2 separate regions of the Homo sapiens genome follow, and region 2 is linked to region 1. A link is a loop called in an ENCODE intact Hi-C map of the cell type or tissue named here. Cell type or tissue: PC-9. All regions are shown on one strand. Each heading gives the region's core, and the rest is flanking DNA. Links, peaks and the distances in the headings are about the cores only.

Region 1 (10,582 bases), core at 2,846-7,845:
GACTCTGGGGTCTAGAAGCTATCATAGTTGGTCTCTGTGTCTCTGGCAGGCTCCAAATGAATCCCACCAAGGTGAACCTGACCATCTTGGTCAAAGGGTTCCCAGATAATCAGAGGAAGACTGTCTGAAGGGGCTGTGGTGTGTCCAGGCAGAATGACCCTGTCTGAGGCTTGGGCAAAACTCACCCCTTAAGTCCATAGCATGCTGGGGGTGGTCCTGGCTGAGGTCAAGGTCAGAAGAGAGGAAGACTGTGTAAGGCAAAACCTGGATCGGAGGACAGGGCATGGGTGAGAATTAAACCTTGGATCACTGATTTGGGGGCACTATCTTTTTTCCTAGATGCCAAAAATGATTGTAGCTCTCGCACCTGCTGGATCCTCACTGCCATCCTGCATAATTTCAAACTGATGTCTAGAGTCACCCTTACCCTTTTCTCCAAGGAGCCAACACCATGTCTCCAACTGTGGGCCAGACACCAGGGCATCAGAGCTGACGGTGCAATCCCATTATTTATGAACAACTGACTCACGTCATGTTGCAACAGGCGTACTTTTCCATCCACTGTGGCTGAAAGTCAGCAAACTTGTAGTAACAGTGGTAATAAAGAGAAGGCCAGGGCAGTAGTGCATGAAGCTCTGTCTTAGGTCAGGGCCTCACCCTCTTCAGGAGCAGGGAGCCCATCGAAGGTGGTTGGGGACAAGGATGGGGGGGTAGGGAAGGGCCTACAATGGCCTCAGTCACAGAAGAAGGCCCCATTACAGATTTGTTTCTTCAGGCAAAGCATTATCACTGCTCCCTCACCTGCCTGTCTCCTTCCTCCCTAATTTTTCCAACAAGCTTGAAAACTCCTACATATCCTTCAAGGCCTAATTTCTGGAGTCCTTCCCCCAGCTCCAAGGTTCAGGTGCATTCTAACCCTGAATTTGGCAAACCACAATGACGATGGAAAAAGATGTTTGGGGTCAACAGCTGGGCTTGGGGAAAAAAGCCAAAGCTCCCCATGGATGGAATGTAGAGGCCTGCACAAGATCTGCTCCTCTGTGGGGGGCGTGCTGAGCACTGTGGCCTCTAGGCTCTCTTGCCAGATTCCCAAGTGAGGCCTCAGAACCCCAAGGCTTCCCTGGGCCTCTGGCTGCATTTCTCAGACTGGTCGGTTATCCCTAGCCCAAGTCCATGGGAATGCCACTCCTTCTCCCACGGCTGCCTGGAGCCTGGCTTTGGACTTCCTTAGTTCTCCAGTGCACTGGAGAATTGATTGACTGACTGATTGATTGATTGATTGATTGGATGTGCTTTTTTTTTTTTTAATTGCACTGGGGAATTTTAAAAGGCTGCCTGAAGAGGGCACTATTTTCACCAAGAGAGAACTCACTAGCAGAGGAATTGGCTGCCTTGGGAGAGCAACCCTGGGAGGTTTTCTTTGAGGATGGAGGTCTGGTGGGGATGACTCCTTCCTGGAACTCACCAATCGCCTCATGTGGCGGCTGTCCATTCAGTCTGGGAGCTGCCCCTTTGGGTAACTCTGGAGGCAGCTGGCCTGAAGGTTCTTGCCAAGGGCCTCTTAAGCACCCCTAGCAACCAAGGTAATTCAAAGTGGGAGACAGAGACCCAAATTTGAATTAACTTGAGTCTAATTAGGAAAAGCTCCAGCTCTGCCTCCAAGAGTCACTCCTCGCCTCTGGGTCTCAGTCTCCCCATCTGTATACTGAGAAATGGTGCATTGGATGTGTTCATCTACTCAGCACGTGTTAACTGAGCACCTACTACACTCTGATCTCTTGGGAGAGACCATGGAACGAGAGAGACAAAAGGCTTTGCCCTCACAGAGCTGCTATTCTAACAGGGAGGACAGATGGCAAACAAGATTAAGGAGTGAAATCTATAGGCCATCAGAAGGGGATGTGAGCCATGGAAAATGAAGCAAAGAAGAAGCAGGGGGACATGGCTGCTAAGGATTAGTCCAGCTTAGAGACTCTGGGTCTAAAGCTCTTACTCTGCTGCATCCTTGTTAGGAGTCAAGAATGGTGGCAGGAAACTGGGCAGGGCCATGCGTGAGTACAGGGACAGCTCTCAGGGGTGGTGGGGATGGTGGGTTTGTTCACGGGCTTGAGCCCCAGTCAGTCTCTCAGCGGCTTCCTCCAGGAAACAGAACTGACTAACCCCAGGTGTGCTGGCCTGTCCTCAAGTCAAAGGCAGACACCTGGGTCTGCTGAGGAGTCCAGGGGTCACACAGGGTTCCTGGCAGGGCCCCAAAAGTCCTGACTGAGGGGTGGATTTCTTCAAAGCAAGGTGGGCAGCATCCTCAGGGCACTGCCAGTGACTCTTCTACATCCCTCACTTTGCCCTGGCCTTCGATGAACAAGACACTGGCCACCTCCAACTACAGGGGCTCTCAGACCCTTCCTTCCCTCCTACTGATCCTCCCCTGCATGGTGGGGTGTCCCCTCCCCTTACATGGGGAGGGAGGGAGAGGAATTTGAAAGTCCCCATTTCTGGCTGGGCATGGTGGATCACACCTGTAATCCCAGCACTTTGGGAGGTAGAGGCAGACAGATCGCTTGAACTCAGGAGTTCGAGAGCAGCCTGGGCAACATAGTGAGACCCCACCTCTACAAAAAATACAAAAATTAGCTGGGCACGGTGGTGCATGCCTATAGTCCCAGCTACTAAGGAGGCTGAGGTGAGGAAGATAGCTCGAGACCGGGAGGCGGAGGTTGCAGTGAGCTGAGATCATGCTACTGCACTGCAGCCTGCTCTGTTGAGACAGAGCAACACCCTGTCTCAAATATATATATCTGACCAACCCGGAGTTGGTCAGTTTTGTTTCCTGGAGGAAGCCGCTGAGAGACAGACTGGGGCTCAAGCCCATGCACAAACCTACCACCCCCACCACCCCTGAGAGCTGTCCCTGTACTCACGCATGGCCCTGCCCAGTTTCCTGCCACCATTCTTGACTCCTAACACTGTGCTAAAAAAAAAAAAAAAAAAAAAAAAAAAAAAAAAAAAATCTCCCCCCATTTCTTATGAATTCACAATTTTTCTCTTCCTGTACGGATCATTTTTGAAAACATGTCTTGTAAACCTTCTGTGTACTCAGGATGAATGAGGGATGCCAAGATGCTGAGAAAGGACTTACCGCCAACCAGGGAGGCCAGGCTAATACACATGAGAAAATAACAATCCGCTCTTACAGTTTGATTTGCAGCCCACAGAGTCCTTTGGAACCACTTACTATCTCCTAAAACCACACAGGGTCTGTTGCTCTCATTTTACAGATGAGGAAATTGAGGCCCAGAAAAGCACCTTCTCTTCCCTCAATACATAGCTGCCCCATGGAGTGGTAAGGAGAGAGAGGAGACAATGAAGATTAAAGTTTCCAAATAATTCCAATTCCAATTCTTACCCCCAGAGGGATGCATAAGAATTCTACGTAAAGGGACAAAGTTGCTCTGCCTCAGTCTAGGGTAGAGCCAAGCTTGGCATGGAACCCACCAGCCTCGGCCTCTCCTTGGCGGGACAAGGGTAAAGTGAAAGTCCTCTGTCTCTCTGGAAAAGCACATGGGGGCTGGGTGCAGTGGCTCACGCCTGCAATCCCAGCACTTTGGGAGGCCAACCCGGGTGGGTCATCTGATGTTAGCAGTTCGAGACCAACCTGGCCAACATGGTGAAACCCTGTCTCTACTAAAAATGCAAAAATTAGCTGTGTTTGGTGGCAGGCGCCTGTAATCCCAGCTACTCGGGAGGCTGAGGCAAGAGAATTGCTTGAACCCGGGAGGCGGAGGTTGCAGTTAGCTGAGATCTCGCCCTTGCACTCTAGCCTGGGTAATAGAGCAAGACTCAGTCAAAAAGAAAGAAGAAAGAAAGAAAGAAAGAAAGAAAGAAAGAAAGAAAGAAAGAAAGAAAGAAAGAAAGAAAGAAGGAAAGAAAGAGAGAGAGAGAGAGAGAGAGAGAAAGGAAGGAAGGAAGGAAGGAAGAAAGAAAGAAAGAAAGAAAGAAAGAAAGAAAGAAAGAAAGAAAGAAAGAAAACGAACTAAAGGAAGGAAGGAAGGAAGGAAGGAAAGAAGGAAAGAAAGAAAGAAAGAGAGAGAGAGAGGGAGGGAGGAAGGAAGAGAAAGAATGAAAGAAAGAAAGAAAGAAAGAAAGAAAGAAAGAAAGAAAGAAAGAGAGAGAGAGAGGGAGGGAGGAAGGAAGAGAAAGAATGAAAGAAAGAAAGAAAAGAAAGAAAGAAAGAAAGAAAGAAAGAAAGAAAGAAAGAAAGAAAGAAAGAAAGAAAGAAGGAAAGAAAGAAAGAAAGAGAAAGAAAGAAAAGCATACGGGATTAAGGATGTACTCTTGGTGTAAGGGGAAAATGTTGCCCCACGTGGGTAAGGGTGCCAAGGGATCTCAGTGGTGGGGCTGGACACCTTTCTGATCCAACTTTTCAGAGTGCCCTTTCTGCTTGCCAAGGGCAGAGATAAGGCAGTTGGAAAAGAAGCTTTGCTGTTGCAGGCTAATCATTCCATTCTCGCAGAGCACCTTCCGTGTGCCAGGTACTATTGCTACGGCAGGGAACAAAGCAGGTCCCTGCAGGGAACAAAGCAGGTCCCTGCCCTCCTGCAGTTCTGGGAGCTTAGCAAGGCTCTGGCTGGCTCTTGGAGGACCTTACTGACTGGAGTTTGTGTCTGCTTGGAGGTGCCCTCTCCCCTGAACCTCTTTCACAGGCAGAACCTAGGGGGGTGGGGAGTGGGGTAAAAGAAACAAACCTCTGCTGAGTCAAGGGCACTGCAAGAATGCAGAAGCGACCATGCAGCTCTGGAAGGATGCGGTGGGAAACCCGCCACTCAGTGGTGGAGAAAAGCCCACCAGTTTCTCCAGCAAATGGCTGAGCTTTGTTGGGCCTCCTTGTCTTCTCATCTGCCCATGTGTTAATATCTACTCGCCATTGGTTTGTTAGGTTCAAATGAAATCAGGGATGTGTCCCTTTTTGGCTGCTAGCTCTTCTCAGATCCCCTGACCTCTCCCCATCTCTTCTCTATGGCTCTGCGTGGGAAGGGGCAGTTGTCACCCCCGACTCCCACTAAGCTGAGCCCTCCTCCCAACCTAAGCGGGAGGAAGCCGGTTCTGCTCACGGATAAGAGTTACCGGGCTCCTGAGTTCTTGTTCTGCTGGGCCGGGGTCCACCCCCTCTCCTGGGCTCATCCGACTAGGACTTGGGAAGTGCTAGGGGAGCCAGGAGATGCCCAGCTGGGGGCTGTGGCCGGGGGGAGGCCAATGACAGAGCAGGGGGAACTCCCTGTAGCTGGGCACCCACTTCAACAGGGCCGGGACGACCCCCGCAGGCAGTGGGCCGCCCCTCACCCACACGGTCCTGCTCAGCCCAGGCTCACATCTGGGCTCAGGAGGCGGGAAGCACAGGTGTAAAGAAATCGCCAACTGTGCAGCCCCAATCCAAGGGTTTTATTAAAGTGGGGGCGGCGGGAGGGGGGCGGTGGAGGAAGGATAAGCGGCGCAAACGCCCTGGAGAGTGAGAGAAAAGGTGCGAGAAGGCAACAGCTCCCCTCACCGCCCTCGATTGCAGCAGAGAGCCTTCTGCACGGCGGCGGCCGCCCCACCTTCACACCGGCCCCGCGTGCGGTGAAAGTGGCCGAGCCGCGCCGCCGCCGGATCAGGGCCGCCCCGGCACAAACTTTCCCAGACCCGCCCTCGGAGCGGCCACCCAGGCTCAACGGGCTCCACGGGCGCAGGGCGGCTGGGGCTGCCGCGGAGGGCGGGTGCGCGTGGACCGGGAGGTGGGGAGGCGGCGCGCGGCGGGGAGTCCCGCCCCGGGTTACCTGGGTTCCAAGGGTCTCGGGAGTCCAGTGGACAGGGCGCGGGGACAGCACAGGCAGGCCGGAGACCAGACACTCCTCCCGGGCTGCGGCGACCCCGGACTCGCGGGCCCTGCACCTGGCCCTGCGGGTCGCCGCGCCTACCCATGCCGGTCCCCGCCCGTCCCCTCCCGCGCGGGGCGGGGCGGCCCCGGGGGAGGAGCCGAGGGCCGTGGGCACCACCCCCTGAGCCAGGCCTGCGCCTCATCACGTGCCACCGACCCTGGGCTCTGTGACTTCCAAAGACTCGCCACCCCATTCCACAGCCTGAGGTGCCACCAAAGCCATAAGCCCAGGGGAGTCTCTCACACCCCATTCTCCTAGGGCCCATGTACCCCACGCCCACCTCCACCCCAGGAGCCGAAGGCCGGCAGGGAGCCTGGAGAGCCTCCTTGATGGGAGAACTGCGGAGCTTGCCCCTCGGAAAAGTGCATGGGGTGGAGAACAGGGAAGGAGAAAAAAACAACAACTGGGTACTCGCAGCCCCACCGCGGTGTCCGCTTCGCCGGTGGGAGAGGATCCTCGCCGCCCTGAATCCTTGAAGTGAGTTCCACCCCTGTCTCTTGGAGTGCTCAGGGTGGCGGGCCCTTTGCCAGCCCTCACCCTTTCCCCAGGGATCCTGTCCCAGGTCACAGGCTCCTAGACTGGAAGGCGCTGGGCCTGGACCTCTGCCACTCAGTGGACACAGCTATAAGAGATGAAGGGACACAGAGGACAAAGAAGAAACATTTGGCTTCAGGGAACCAGACTCTGTGTCTCCTCCCAGGTGCTGAAGGAACAGGTTGCAGCTACCTGGTGCCCCCACCCCGACCCTGCCAGAGAAAGGTTGGAACATCCACACCTGTGGACCGAAGTCCCCCACCAGGCTCTTTCCTCCCACCCTTCAGCCCCAGGCTCTCTGAGCTCCTGCTCCTCCCTGCCTTGCCTTGTTTGCTGAGGGCACACACAGTGGAGAGAGCACAGGACTGGGAGTCCAGAGACCTGGGCTCTAGTCTACTCTGTGACTCGGGTCAAGTCTCTGGCCCTTTGTGGGCCCAAGTTGCCCCATTTGCAGTGAATAGGTTGCAGTCAATTATCTCCGGCCATTTTTACGGATCCTGAACCGTGGTCTTGGGCACCTTGCTTTATTAGGCTTTTTGGTGGCTGTGCATCTTGTAAGGGTGTGTATGCATGTGCGTGTGTGTGTGCGTGCGACATGCGCTTGTCCTCTCAGACCCAAGTTCTTAAAGGGAAAGAGACTGGGGCCTACACAGAGGCAGGCATGTATATTCCACAGACCAGAGTTTGACAAGAATGACTGGACACAAGAGTGGAGCCCAGTCCCAGCTCTATGCTGAATTCAGAGTAGCCTTGGACAAGACCCTCACCATCTACAAAATGGAGATTAATAATCCCTGCTTTGCCTTTCCAAGGCTAGTCGGGGGACTCAGTGAGATATTAGATATGAAGCTCTTTGAAGGGGAATAGCACAGGGATGTGTGCTTTTGATGTCTGGGCCAGTGATGGGTTTGGGGGAAGAATAGGGTGTGAAGCATTCTCTGGGAGGCAAAGGCTGGCACTGGACTGATTGGCCACCCTGCCAAAGCTGCAGCATGCACAGCACAGGCAGGCACCCCACCACCAGCAGCCAAGGTGAGCAGAGATGCCTGGTGCCCCACCTGGATTCCTGCCTGCTGTAGGTATCTGTGTGTGCACCTTGAAGAAACTAAAGAGGGAAGATAAAGAGGCTCCCAACCTAAATGGAGGTGGTCAGTGGATTACTGATGAATCGATCTGCATATCTTGGCCAAAATCACCCTCCTCTGCTCTTAGGGAGTTTAAAGTCTAACTGAATGATTGAACATGAACCCTTTGGAGAATGATGTGGAGCCAGGAGAGGGGATTGTGGATGGTGAGCACACAGGATGATCAGAGGAGGGGGAAGGGCAGGGAGGGGCCGGGGAGGGGGGTACTTAGACCACATGGAGATGCATTTAGAGTATTGTGTTCAACACTCCTATTTCATAGTGATGAAATGGAGGCCCAGAGAGGGAAAGTGACCTGCCCAAGGTCACACAGTCACAAGAAGTCAGTAGCAGAGCTAGAACTTGGACCCAGGACTTCAGGAATCTATGCTGGATTTGAGCCTCCTGTGCAGCCGAGGGAGACCTGAAGTGTGGGAAGGACTGGGATACGTACCAGTGGGCAGGAAGAAAGAGTGAGGCAAAGTGCAGAGGTGGGAACTTTGTACAGCAAGGGAAAGGAGCTGGAATCACAGGCAGGATCTGGAAGGAGGGAGCTGCCCAGACCTGGAAAGCCAGGCTGAGCACTGCAGACCACAGAGGGTTTCGAGCTGACACCAGTTGGGAAGATACAGGCGTGCGAGGGGCACACGCCCAAATGACCCAGTGAGACAGCAGGTGACATGACAGCAAGGCAGCAAGGAGACGGGGAAGAGCAGCTCCAGGAGTCAGGCAACCTCCAATCAAATGGCCTTGAGCAAGTTGTCTCTCTTCTCTGACCCTCAGTTTCTTTTTTGTGGAGTGAGAGATAATCATCTTTTTTTCCTTTCAGGGTTATTGTAGTGACCACAGAATGCATTTGGAAGTGCTCTGTAAACTGCAGAGTGCTAAGTAAATTTAATATTTGGAGTTGTGTTTTATTTTCCAAAGGGCTCAGTAAACATTTGTGGAACTGACTGATATTGGATTGGACACTCTCCTCATGGCAATGGGCAGAGGGACCACAAACGGAGGGGGGCAGGGATTGGGGTGGTCAGAGGGAGTCCTGGCAAGGGTGTGAAGGAAGGAGAGCTTCAGTCTTAAATGTGAGTCTCCCTCTGACATCTTTACAACATAACTCAAAAAGCCTTTTTGGGGGGAAACAGTCCTACCCCAATCCATGTGACTCAAAATGCCCCATCTCTTCCTTTGCCTGTGTGTTCAAGGGGCGCCATATCAGATGTCACTATTCTATGTGTTCTTCACCCATCCCCACTGGCCATCTACTCCTCAGGCACTCACCAGCTCCTCCTGGGTGGGCCCAGACGTTATATTTGTTTACAAGGCCTTGTTGGATAGCAGAAACGGTACTACAGAAACCATCGCCCTTAGTTAATATGGCAAGATTCAGGTCCCTCACATGTGTTCTCAGCCCCCTGGCACCCAACTCTACCCCAATCCATAAGTCCGCTCACGCCTCCCCTCTCCTTGGCAATGGAGTCACCAGGGCAGGGCTTACTGCCCCACTTGGCAGATGAGAAAACGGAGGCTAGGAGAGAGGCGCTGCCTGGCAGCGCGAAACCTAGAACAGCCTCACCCACACCGTCAGAGTTGCCCTGCTGATGAGGCCATTATCTCATCAGGGCTGGAAGTATTTGCCTCATTTGACAGAGGAGGAAATGGGCACTAAGGGCAAGGACATGCTTTACGGGAACTTCTTGCAGAGCTTTCTTTTCTGCCACTGTATCCAGATAAGGGGTCCATGTTGCCAGTGGTTTCCCAGTGTTGCCGTGACAAATTATCATGCACAGCACCTTCAAACGACAACTATTTACTCTCAGTCCTGGAGGCCAGAAGTCCCAAGTCGGGGCATTGCAGAGTTGTGCTCCCTCTGAAGCTTCCATGGCTCCCTCTGACCGCTGCCCATCCCTGCCCCCTACGTTTATGGTCCCTCTGCCCATGGCTGTGAAGAGACACCATGCCCAATCCAACACTGGTCAGTTCTACAAATGTTTACTGAGGCCTTTGGAAGATAAAACACAACTCCAAATATTGAATTGGCTTATCACTCTGCAGTTTACAAAGCCACTTCCAAATGCATTCTGTGGTCACCACAATAACCCTGAGAGGGAGAATCCTTCCTTGTCTCTTCCAGCTTCTGGTTCCCAGCATCCCTGGGCTCGTGGCAGCATCACACAATCTTGCCTGTCTTCACATGCTGTCTCTGTGTGTCTGTGTCCTCTCGTCTCTGTAGAACAGCAGTCACTGGAGTCAGGATGAGCTCATCTCAAGATCCTTAGCTTAAGTACATCTGCAAAGACCCTTTTTCCAAACAACATCACAGTCACGGGTAGAGGAAGTTAGGATGTGGACATACATTTTGGGGACACTGTTCAATCGACATCAGTGTCTTTCCCCCACTGGCAGCACAAGGGGATCCAGCAAGGTCAGTTTCTTCCTTTTATCCTTCCCTCAACTTCTCACTGTGTCAGAGAGGGTCTCCTATAGCATCTTCTCCTATCTGGTCATGTTATGGAGGAGAAAGGAGGGTAAAGACATATAGGGTCCTTGCTGGGGACATTGAGTTGGGGGACTTACCTCCCTCTAACTCCCTTTCCTACCACCTCACAGTCTGGCCATGGCTTTTTTTTTTCTTTCTGTCACCCAGGCTGGAGTGCAATGGCACTATCTTGGCTCACTGCAACCTCTGCCTCCCAGGTTCAAGCGGTTCTCCTGCCTCAGCCTCCTGAGTAGCTGGGACTCAGGTACCACCACGCCTGGCTAATTTTTGTACTTTTAGTAGAGATGGGGTTTCACCATGTTGGTCAGGCTGGCCTCAAACTTCTGACTTCAAGTGATCCACCCGCCTCAGCCTCCCATGTGCTGGGATTACAGGCGTAAGCCACCGCACCCGGCCTGGCCATGGCCTTTCAAAAGGACCCTGGATCCCCTTCCTCTAACATCTTCCCATCATGGGGTCCCTATGGAAAGATGTCCCTTACGGTGAATAGGCTCAGAGAAAATGCCTGTTCTCCC
Region 2 (10,582 bases), core at 3,603-8,602, 91 kb before region 1:
TCATATCTCGTATGAGCCAGTAAAGCCACCTGACCATAAACCCAGCTGCTGCCTGTATCTCTCAGCATGGAGTATGCAGGGACTTCCACATTGGGCAGTTAGGGAACCCTCCTCAGGCAGGTGCCAGATCTGGTCAGGCCTGGATCCTGGGGACCCAGCACAGAAGCAGGTCTGAGGATGCGGACATTCTCCAGGCTATTGTGCTCCACTCAGTCCTCAGGGCAACCGAGCACAAATGGCCCACCCGGAGATTCCTGTTTCAGGAGAAAGGGACACCACTGTGTGCCCGGAGAAGCCCCACAGCCTCCCAAGACAAACCCCAACTTCACTCCAGCCCACTTTCGTGTTTCTTCTTTCCTGACCCTGCCTGTAAGTCATACATGGTACATGGCATGTACCAGGTGAGAAGCTCAAGGAGAAGGAACTAGGATGCATCATCCCCCCCGAAAAAGAACCAAACTCCCGGAGAGGTGAGGCAGCGCAGCACTGTGATTTTATGTGGAGAGCTTGATTGGGACACACTGGGTTCAAATCCTGACCCTGCCCTTCACAACCACGTGACCTCGGCAGGTCACTAACCTTTGTGTACCTCCTGATCCTCATGTGTAACACAGGGACAATGACTGTGCCTTGTCACAGCCTCGTTGTATGGATTTGATGAAACGATGCTCCCGAGGTGTTTAGAACTGTGCATGGCACAGTCGCACAGACTAAACAGCAGCTTTTAAAAACACATGCATCGTGGAGCTCCATTCTCTCCCCATCCCCACCTTGTATCTATGTTGGTCCAGATAATAGGAACAGGAGGGAACAAATAGGTTCTGGGTGATTTGCCTGAAGTCAGATGAGCCAATAAGAAGCAGAGCTAGGATTTAAACCCTGGGCTTTCTGGCCCCCAAGTGTCACCCCCTCTGTCTCAGGCAGTAGGCTGCGCAGACTCAGACCCCGCCCGGCCTTCACCCTTCCCTGCCCGCTCTGCCCCTGGAGCAGAGGGCACACACTCCTGCTATCCCGAGAGCCAGGTATCTGCCTCACCGGCCTTCTTAGTCCTCCGGCAGACCCTGCCCTGCCGCGGCAGGCCGCCCCCTCCTGCCCTGTGCCCTGCCACCGCCTGCCGTCTCCAGGTTGAGAGGCTCGCTCTTAAAGGGCCCCTGTGGCCACTTACACGCGAAGAAATCTGGCTGTGGCTGGCGAAGGCCATCCCCCAAAGCATGGATTTTCTGTGACTTGAGACAACATTTCGCTCGGCCTGATAAAGTGTTTCCCCAGGGGCAAACGGACCAGCCTCTCCAGCTGCAAAGCCGGGTCTAGAGGGAAAAGAGAAGGAGAAAAAGCAGAAGAGAAGAGAGACAGCAACAGAGAGAAAAAGGCAGAAGGGCCAGTAGCTCGGGAGAGGGGCCGTCCGCTACCAAGTTGCAGTTCCGCATTAGGCCACGCGATGTCGCCACAGCCAGAGCAGAACCACAGCCGCAGCATCCTCAGAGGCGCCCCACGTGCGGCCCCACAGCCCAGCCTGCTCGGGCTTAGGGCAGTCCCGCACCAGAGGGCTAAGGGGCTGCTATAGAGGAAGTGAGGTCTCTGCTCAGAACGAGGTTGGCAGGACACACTGGGTTACGGGAGAAGCCTTCGTTAAGAAAGGGTCGATTCAACACAATCTGACAAAAAAGCTGGAAGGATTGGCAACTGGAATTCCGGAACTAGGGCTTGAAACTAGCGGGCCTTTGGAAAAATCATTCTATTGCAGAGGCGCACGCACGAGTGCACGTGTGTGTGTACATGGGGGCGGTAGTTATGGTTGTTTTATTGTGTAGGAGTTGTCTTATTTTGGAGAACTGCAGGGATGTAGACATTTCCCCATGCCCCTAACTGGCTATAGCAGCACTTTATCCTCTGGCCAAGCCTCTGTCTGAGAACCATGTCTGCTGAGCCTTCTACCTCCAGCGCTGACCTCAAACCCCTTCCAGGTCAGCTCCACCCCTCTGAACTGCCTCAGCAACTGCCTCTAAGCTGTCCTTAGAGCAGAGCTCATGGGTGAAAATTAATCTCTCGCCCTCACTGCTCTGACCAGGAGGTTTTTCACTCAGCAGCTCTTTGAAAAAAAAAAAACAAAAAACAAAAAAAAAACAATCAATGGTTGGATGCACTGGAAGGAGATGGACAGTGATTTGTCCATACAGTACTTGCTGTGTAACTGACATTCCTGAAGGGAGTGGCAGCCGTTTCCTGTGCAGGCATGAGCAGGCCAGGGCCTCGGCCACCCCCACCTTGCTCCAAGAACCACGAAGAGGGCACGCATTCTCTCATTTCCCCTCTCAAATGCTACAGAATGAGAAGGCAGTTTTCTGGAACATTTTCATTTGAACCAAAGTCCATGACAATAAGAACCAAAAACCACTCAGGGGACGACAAAGCTCTCTATGTTGAGATTGGCCTTAATGGTCTGCCTTGTAATGGAACGAATGCCATTTCAACCCTGATTTTCGGGCAAGCATCAGATAACTGTCAAGCAAATACTGAGGTTCCTGGTCTCCCCCAGGAGGTCTTCCCCTCCCTGGAGGGGAAGGTGGTTCTCTCCCGCTCCTGCCCAACTGCAGCCGGATGGAGCAGGAGGGAGAGGCAGGGGTGGAGCCTGGGGGAGGAAGACAGCTGGGAAAGGAAGCTTGGAGAAGACACTAAGGCATCGACATTGCACGATGCCCAAACCAGAGAGGACCCAGAGGGTATTGTCTCAGATGCCCTCATTGAAGACGTAGACCCTGAGGCCCAGAGTGGACAGTGACTGCCCTGAGGCCATACAGCAAGTCTGGGGGAGCAGGGTTGAAATTCAGGCCTCCAGATACCCACACCCTCCTCTCTACCCACTTCTTCTGAAATTACTCAGGGCCAGCATCACTTCTGCACACGAGTCAGCTTTCTCACTCTCCAGACACCAAAGGCAGAGACAGGGAATGAAGAGAGGGGAGGACAGGCCTTGTAAGAGCAGCAAAACCATGGGTCAGGGAACGTGGAGCGAGGACGAGGTACAAAGGGCACTGGAAGGGCCACATGCCCACTCTACCTTTGGGTGCAAGAGTGTGGCATGTGCCCCCTTCCTCCTTTTTGATTCCAACATAGCCCCTCACCTCCCTCTCCCCTCAGCTCCCACTTCAGTTGCTGCTAATATGCCTGGAAACCCCTCAGGGCATGGAAGCTGAGTGCGTAGGATTTTTTTTTTTCCCTAAGAGATTCTCATCCTTCATGAGCAAAGGGCCAGTCCTCATAGGACCCACAGGCCCCCAGCCCACCATCCAAGCCCCTCTGTAGCTGCTCTCCTCCATCTACTCTTGCAGACTCTGGCAGCTCTAACACACCTTGCTGCTTCCCCACCCTGGCCCACCCTCTCTGTAGTCCTCATCCTTGTCCTGGCTGGTTGCTATGTCCTCCTCTTCAGCTAAAGTGTTCTACCTCCTTCAATATCCAGTCCTAAAGCCACTTCTCAGAACCCTGTGTATACCGGCAGGTGTCATTCTGCCTTATCATTATTTGTTTACATTACACTCCCTCCTGCTACACTCTAACGGAAATCATGGCCTCATGGACCTCTGGGGGCATCTGCAGTCTGTCTCTCCTATGGCACTGGGTGCTCTCTGAAGGCAAGGGCATCCTTCTGGCACCCTCAGCTCCTAACGTGGTACCTGGAGTATGGCAGGCATTTAAGGAATGTTAGATGGGTGGGCGGGTGTGTAGATGGGTGGATAGATGGAATAGGCACAGATGTACTCCATAAATAAATAACCCATTTCATTGGCAAAGGGAGAAGCCCCCAAACTCAGGCACCCAGGAGATGTCTGGCAAAGCTGCCCTGACAGATAAGTTCCTCCAAAGACACCAGGCATGCCACATCCAAAAGACCCCATCCGTTATATCTGAACCATCAGGGAAGACTCCTGGCTAGAAGAAAGTAATCTAGGCTGGGCAGGGTGGCTCACACCTGTAATACCAGCACTTTGGGAGGCTGAGGAGAGTGGATCATCTGAGGTCAGGAGCTCGAGACCAGCCTGGCCAACATGGCGAAACCTTGTCTCTACTTAAAACAAAAAAAAATAAAATAAAACCAGCAAGTGTTCTAAGAATTTGAATTATGAGCTCATGGGGAAGCCATCTTGGATCATTCACTCTGGAGACAATTTCTTTTTTTTCTTGGCTCCACTGCCCGGGCTGGAGTACAGTGGCATGCTCTCAGCTCACTGCAACCTCTGCCTCCTGGGTTCAAGCGATTCTCCTGCCTCAGCCTCTTGAGTAGCTGGGATTACAGGTACCTGCCACCACACCCAGCTAACTTTCGTATTTTTAGTGGAGACAGGTTTTCACCACATTGGCCAGGCTGGTCTTGAACTCCTGACCTCAGGTGATCCACCCACCTGGCGCTCCCAAAATGCTGGGATTACAGGTGTGAGCCACTGCACCCAGCCTCACTCTGGAGACTTTCTTCCACACTCACGAAGCCTTCTCTTCCTCCTCTGCCCCCTCAACCTGTGGTACTCTCCCTGTCTAATCCTAAATTTCAAACGCCAGAGCCACACAGCCCTAGGAGAGCGAACCAGATGGGGCAGTGACTGGTCCAAGGACCAGGTCCAAGAGTGTCCAGGTTCCTGGACCATGGCCAGTCCACAAGCCCATGCACCCAGGTCTCCGGGGCTTGCTTCATCTCTGCTGGACTTGTTTCCGCAGGGTTATTACTGTTCTATATCTGTTATACCTCCCTTCATCCACGGCAGGGACTCCTAGAAACAGACTTTCACTCCCATGGAAGGCAGCTCCACACTTCCAACCCACCTTAGCGCAGGTGAATGGAAGGCGAATTGGAACAAGTATTCCCAATGCTGTTTCAGAATCTATCCTTCCATTTAAAAATAAAAAACAGAAACAAAAAAACTGGTTTGTCCTGTTTGTGAAACTTGCCTGCTCTCCCTTGTGAAACTTGCTGGCCCCACACATCCCAAGTGTCACCCAAAGGAATTTGGAGACAAAATCATTCTGGAGAAGTTACCAGATGGGGCATATCTCACCTGCCTGTTTTTTCCTGGGGAGAGGGGGGCAAGTGGAGGCAGGGAGACTCCACTGGCTCGCTGGAGTTGCCATTGCGGGAGGACAGAGAACTCAGATGTACCTGCCAGCTTACCTTTCCTGACCAGCACGAAAGGCCCCCAGCCCAAAAGTACCAGCCTTGGCCCTATTCAGCCAGGGCTGTCACCCCAACACAACCATTTGGGAGATTTCCTGAGTATTTTAGGGAAAAGGAACTTTCAGGCAGTTCACTTCTACAAAGAGCTGAATAAATTGGTGTAGTTATCCCCATAACAACATTCTCTGCACTCACACCCCCATGAGTTTTCTTGAAAGAAAAAAAAAAAAAACAGTGGGAATTAGAGCGCGTAAGCTGGGCCTGACTCACTGATGAGGGATGCATAGGGCATTTGAATAACACCATCATCCATCACATATGCCCAGAGGCAGACACACCCAGTCACCATTAGTGACCACACATTTATGGGACATCTCCTCTGTGCCAGGCTTGTGCTAAGTGTCCTGGGTACATTACCTGTAATCCTTCCATTTGTCTTAGGGGTATTTGTAATGGCCTCATTTTATAGATGAGCAAACTGAAGTTCAGGGTGGATAAGCCACTTGTCCAGCAAATGGAACCAGCTGCATAATTTGTAAAGCCTTGTACCGAATCAAAGAGCAGGGACCTCCCTGTTCAAAAATTATTACAAATTATTAAGAATGCAGCAGACGAGCCCAGGAAGGCGAGGCTACAGTGAGCTGAGATCGCACCACTGCATTCCAGCCTGGGCCACAGAGAGAGACCCTGTCTCAAAAAAATAAATAAATAAATAAATAAATAAATAAATAAATAAATAAAAAACAGGTCAGGCACCATGGCTCACGCCTGTAATCCCAATACTTTGGAGGGCCAAGGTGGGTGGATTACCTGCAGTCAGGAGTTCCAGACCAGCCTGACCAACATGGTGAAACCCTGTCTCTACTAAAAATACAAAAATTAGCTGGGCGTGATGGCGGGTGCCTGTAATCCCAGCTACATGGGACGCTGAGGCAGGAGAATCGCTTGAACTCAGGAGGCGGAGGTTGCAGTGAGCCAAGATTGTGCCATCACACTTCAGCCTGGGTGACAGAGTGAGACTTTGTCTCAAAACAAAAACAAAAACAAAAAAAGGCAGCAGAGTATTAAACCAAGTATGAGACTCTCTGAGCATGGAGGCCTGGAGCTTGCGTGCCCAGGAAGCTGGTTTTGCCAGCATAGGAAGTCCACCTGGAACGGAGTCCTAGGTTCCCAAGCACCTTTTCCATTGAGCCCACCTCTTCCCCGGCTCCCTCAAAGAGTGCAGGGAGCTGCATGCAAGACCCTCCCTCCCCTCCCATCTGAGGTCAGAGCGACCAGTACCTGGAGTAGCAGGAGAGGCCTGTGCTGAGGATGGTGTTCAGTACAGCCAGGGCCACGTAGTAGTCATGGAAAGTGGTGCACATGAGCGCATCCGGGAACGTGTATGCAGAGTAGGCAATGGCTGAGCCTGGGGAAGAAAAGCCAGCCTTGGGAGAGGAGCCAGGCCTTGGCACCACATGGGCCCCTTGCAAAGACTGTCCCCAGCATCTGGCTTGGCCCTTATCATTCCCACAGTCCTGGCTCTGCGCCCTCGCTGGTGCCATTCCCCCTTCTAGGATGTCCTGCTTTCTCTTCTCTGCCCACCCAAATCCCATCCTGAGAATTTACTGTGAGCCCAGCTTTGCTCCAAGGGCTTTACATGTATGACCTCACATAATACTTCAACCATCCTCCTTCATAACTCTGCACTTATCCTCATTGTACAGATAGGAAGCAGAGGGATAGAGAGGTTTAATCACTCGCCCAGGGTCCTGCAGCTAGAGAGTTAACAAAGATGGGTTTCAAACCCAGACAGGTTAGTGACAGTCCCTGCTTTAGCCACATGCTGTGGTCCATGACGACAGACCCAGCGAGCTGAGCTCTACTCAGAGTGTGCACATCTCACCTGCCCAGGGACATGGGTGCTCCTGGTAGAAAGATCAGTGCTGGAGGGAGGGCCCTTGCTGAGACGAGGATGTCATAGCAGCAGCTGGGAGACAGACCAGCTGAGAGGTTGGGTGTTGCGTTGTGTTTTAGGTTTTGAAGTTTGTGAAAGAAGGGTTGCTTAAGGACCTTCTAGCGACCTTTTTGCTGAAGCATTTATTTGGAAGAGCAGGGGAGATCACTGTCCTTTTCAAAGGGGCCAGGTGTGCTTCAGCTGGGGAGATGGGCCTGGACCTGCACCCTCACCTCCTGAGGTCTCCCCTAAGGGAGGCAGCCCAAGGCCTGATGGCCATGCCTAGGTCACCTGTCATTCCAAAGACATCAGGAATTGTGGAGTCCTAGCTCAGGGCTGAACAAGGCTTTGGGCCATACAGGTTGATCTGTCTTTTATCCCAGTGACAGGTGGATCTAGCAAAGCTGGCCACACAGGCAAAGAGGGTGAACACCAAAGCCTCCTGGTCCCATACTCCCAGCTGCAGCAGGCAGCCCGCGAGATTTCAGTGGGAAGCTGCCTCCAGAGGGACAGGCAAGCCCTTTGTCTGGCCCCATACTGGGAGGGGGTTCCCTGCTGGACTGGGATGCATTCGCTCAGCAGATGCCAACTGGGGCAAACTGTGGGCCATGCAAGAGCCAGGGAGCTTCTGACCCTGCCCAGAACCGCAGCCAGAAGCAAAAGACCAGAGCCTGAGTCAGGTTCCAGTGTGGGGCAGGCTTTCGGGATGGGTGGAGCACAAGGCACAGGAGCTGATCTTGGAACAAAGCCTGGTAGGTCATCCCGGATTCTGACAAGAGCCTGAGGGCAGGGAGGCTTTCAGCTTTGGATGCAGGCTAAGGAAAGGAAACTTCCTCTTTCAGGCACTAAGGGAGCCACTGAAGGATTCTGATGACCAAAACCTAGTGAAAGCACACAGGATGGCCTGAGGGAGGAACCCCTGGAAGCCTGGGAGGTGGCAGGAGGGCGCTACACTGGTGGGATTGAGGGCTTTGACAGGGAGGGAGGAGGGAGGCAGGGGCAGAGGGTGGAGCCGGGAGTCCCAGATGGAATCAATGGCTCTCTCAGTGGACTAGATGTTCCTTCCGTGTTTCCTGAACACTTCCCCACATCAAGCACTGGGCTATGGGCTAGAAAAACAGATTGGAAGCATCTTCTGTGCTCCGGAGTTGTTCTCAGCAATGGAGGTGTGCCAGCATGGCTGGCAGGCTGGGGATCAGAAGAATCATGGTGGGGGTATATCCAGGTCTGGGGGTTGGAGGAAGGGCACAGGGCAGGGGCCCCTGAGGCTCCCGTGGTGCAGCCTGCAGGGAAGGGAAGAGGGAGTTCTGGGGAATGGCCTATGGGAGGATACAGAGAAGGGAGACCATGGCAACAAGAGGAACTCTTACACAGACAGACAGTGAGGCCCGTGATGGAGGAAGGCAGGGGACAGGTTGGTGGTGGACCACATGGGCTTCAGTCCTCACTCTGGCTCTGCCATGCACAGCTGTGTGACCTGTCACTTACCTCCACAGTGCCTCACTGTCCTCACCTACGCATGGATATGACACTAGGACCTACCTCAGGGACTGCTGCCACGGTTAACAAGATCATCGTGGTAATGGCTGCCCTCAGATGCCGACTAAGGCCAGGCTCTGAGCCTCATTTAAAACACATTTAATCATCAGAACATACCCACAAAGAAGATATTACATCCATTTTGTGGATGAAAGAATTGAGGCTTGGCAGGGTTATGAAACTTGCACAGGAACCTCTAACAGTTAGGGGTGGTGGAATCAGGTGCCAGCACCTGGACCATTAAACATGGTGTGGTGTGGCCCCTCAGGGGTGTGTGTCAGGGGCCTGGACCAGGGCTTGCCATGCAGCGATTACTCCAGAAATGCCCACACTTATCAAAACAAGTCCGGGGCGGGCAACCGAGGGCCAAGGAAGTCGCCCCGCTAAGCAGTCTGGACTGCTTCTGGCTGATGAGGGCCCTGACAGTGGGAGGGTGATGTGGTAGAAGGTGTTGTGGAAGCCTCCAGGGGCTGGGTGAGGTGGAGAAGGCTGTGATAACTGTGCAAGTGAGAGGCCGGGGCCTGAGTCAAGACAAAGGGGCAGTGCCGCTTACAGCAGGTAGGAGAGAAGTCACCTGGCCTTAATAACCAATTGGCCAGAGGGTGGGCGTGGGTGGGGAGTGAGAGGAAGGGGACCCCGAGGATTAGTCAGGCTTCTGACTCAGGAGAAGGAGTAGGGGCGCGACCATCAGTCAGGTTGGACATACAGAGGGCTAGCAGGTGTAGGGGCAGGGGCGGGAGCAGGTACAGTTCTGGTCTCATGGCTCTGAGGTGGCGTGGACCTCAGGTAAGAGGTTTACATTGGAGACAGGGTTTCTCCGGAGGTGGAAGAGATGCAGTAGGCATGGAGGAGATCTCTGGGGAGCCGGATCGTGTGAGAGGAGAGGTCAAAGGACCACTTCTGAGCCTCCCCACCCATGTGTGCCAGAAAGCAGAGGAGGGGAGCCAGCCCAGGGGAGGGGGGACATGGAGGGTAAGAGGGGATCCGGAGGGTGGGAGGGAATCCGGGAGGGAGGGAGGGATGTGACAGGGACCAGAGAAAGAGAGGGGCATTGAGGAGGCCTGAAGGACCCCTGCATCAATCTTGGCAGTCAGGAGGCCGGGACCCTGGACAGGGGCACGCACATTCCCCACTCTCTTCTGCAAACCCATCAAAGCCTGAGGGTAAGCCTGGCTCACACGGAAAGGGGCACGGTCTAGTGAATGCTGGGGACTGGGCAGCAGAGCACTAAGGAGTGGGCAGTGAAGTGGGAAAGTGTGTGTGTATGTGTGTGAGAGTGTGTGAGTGAGCGTGTGTGTGGTGTGTGTGTATGTATGTGGTGTGTGTGATGTGTGTGTGTGGTGTGTGTGTGTGATGTATGTGAGAGTGTGAGTGTGTGAATGTGTGTGTAGTGTCTGAGAGTATGTGTGCGTATATGAGCATGTGAGTGTGTATGTGGTGTGAGTGTGTATGTGAGTGTATTGTGTGTATATGTCAGCATGTGTGGTGCGTATGTGGATGTGAGTGTGTGTGGAGGGTCTGAGAGTATGTGTATGTGCATGTGAGTGTATTGTGTGTATGTGATGTGTGTTTATGTGAGTGTAGTGTGTGTCAGTATGGGTGGTGTGTGTGTGTAGTGTTTGAGAGTGTGCATGTGAGTGTATTGTGTGTATGTGGTGTGAGTGTGTGTATGTGAGTGTATTGTGTGTGTGTCAATGTGTGAGTACATGTGGCATGTGGTGTGTGTGTGTGCATGTAAGTGTATTGTGTATATGTGGTGAGTGTGTGTATGTGCATGTGTGAGTGCATTGTATGTGTGTGTGTCAGTGTGTGTCAGTGCATGAGTGTGTGTTTGTGTGAGTGTGAACGTGTGTATATGAAGAAAGAGGATGGAGGTAGGCTCCTCATGGACAACCTCTTGGGCAAGGAAGACAATAATTGGTTTTCTCACCTAGAATGGGACC

The links. A loop is a pair of places that touch in the nucleus more often than their neighbours do. Peaks named below come from ENCODE experiments on the same cell type or tissue, not always from the same donor. Only the 100,000 strongest peaks of a DNase experiment are listed, where the experiment ranks them.
Region 2: a loop joins it to region 1, with 8 times the contacts of the local background. A loop is called at or near these places in 9 of 110 quality-filtered maps.

What each region holds. Positions count from the first base shown.
Region 1 is chr15:69,294,285-69,304,866 of GRCh38, reverse strand. PAQR5 (progestin and adipoQ receptor family member 5) reads right to left here and starts at 5,955. Exons shown (of 9, transcript NM_017705.4): 1 at 5,811-5,955. It overlaps PAQR5-DT (PAQR5 divergent transcript), which reads left to right and starts at 6,104. Exons shown (of 3, transcript NR_184010.1): 1 at 6,104-6,389. In PC-9, for the core only: no CTCF peak of the experiment used is centred there; no DNase peak of the experiment used is centred there; H3K4me3 peaks cover 1,275 bases; H3K27me3 peaks cover 515 bases.
Region 2 is chr15:69,385,644-69,396,225 of GRCh38, reverse strand. PAQR5 (progestin and adipoQ receptor family member 5) reads right to left here. Exons shown (of 9, transcript NM_017705.4): 6 at 6,446-6,572. Among named protein-coding and RNA genes, the nearest start is that of KIF23, 23 kb to the left of the region's middle. RefSeq lists an enhancer at 7,207-7,851. In PC-9, for the core only: no CTCF peak of the experiment used is centred there; DNase peaks (open chromatin) are centred at 4,955, 5,485 and 7,795; H3K4me3 peaks cover 959 bases; H3K27ac peaks cover 1,714 bases.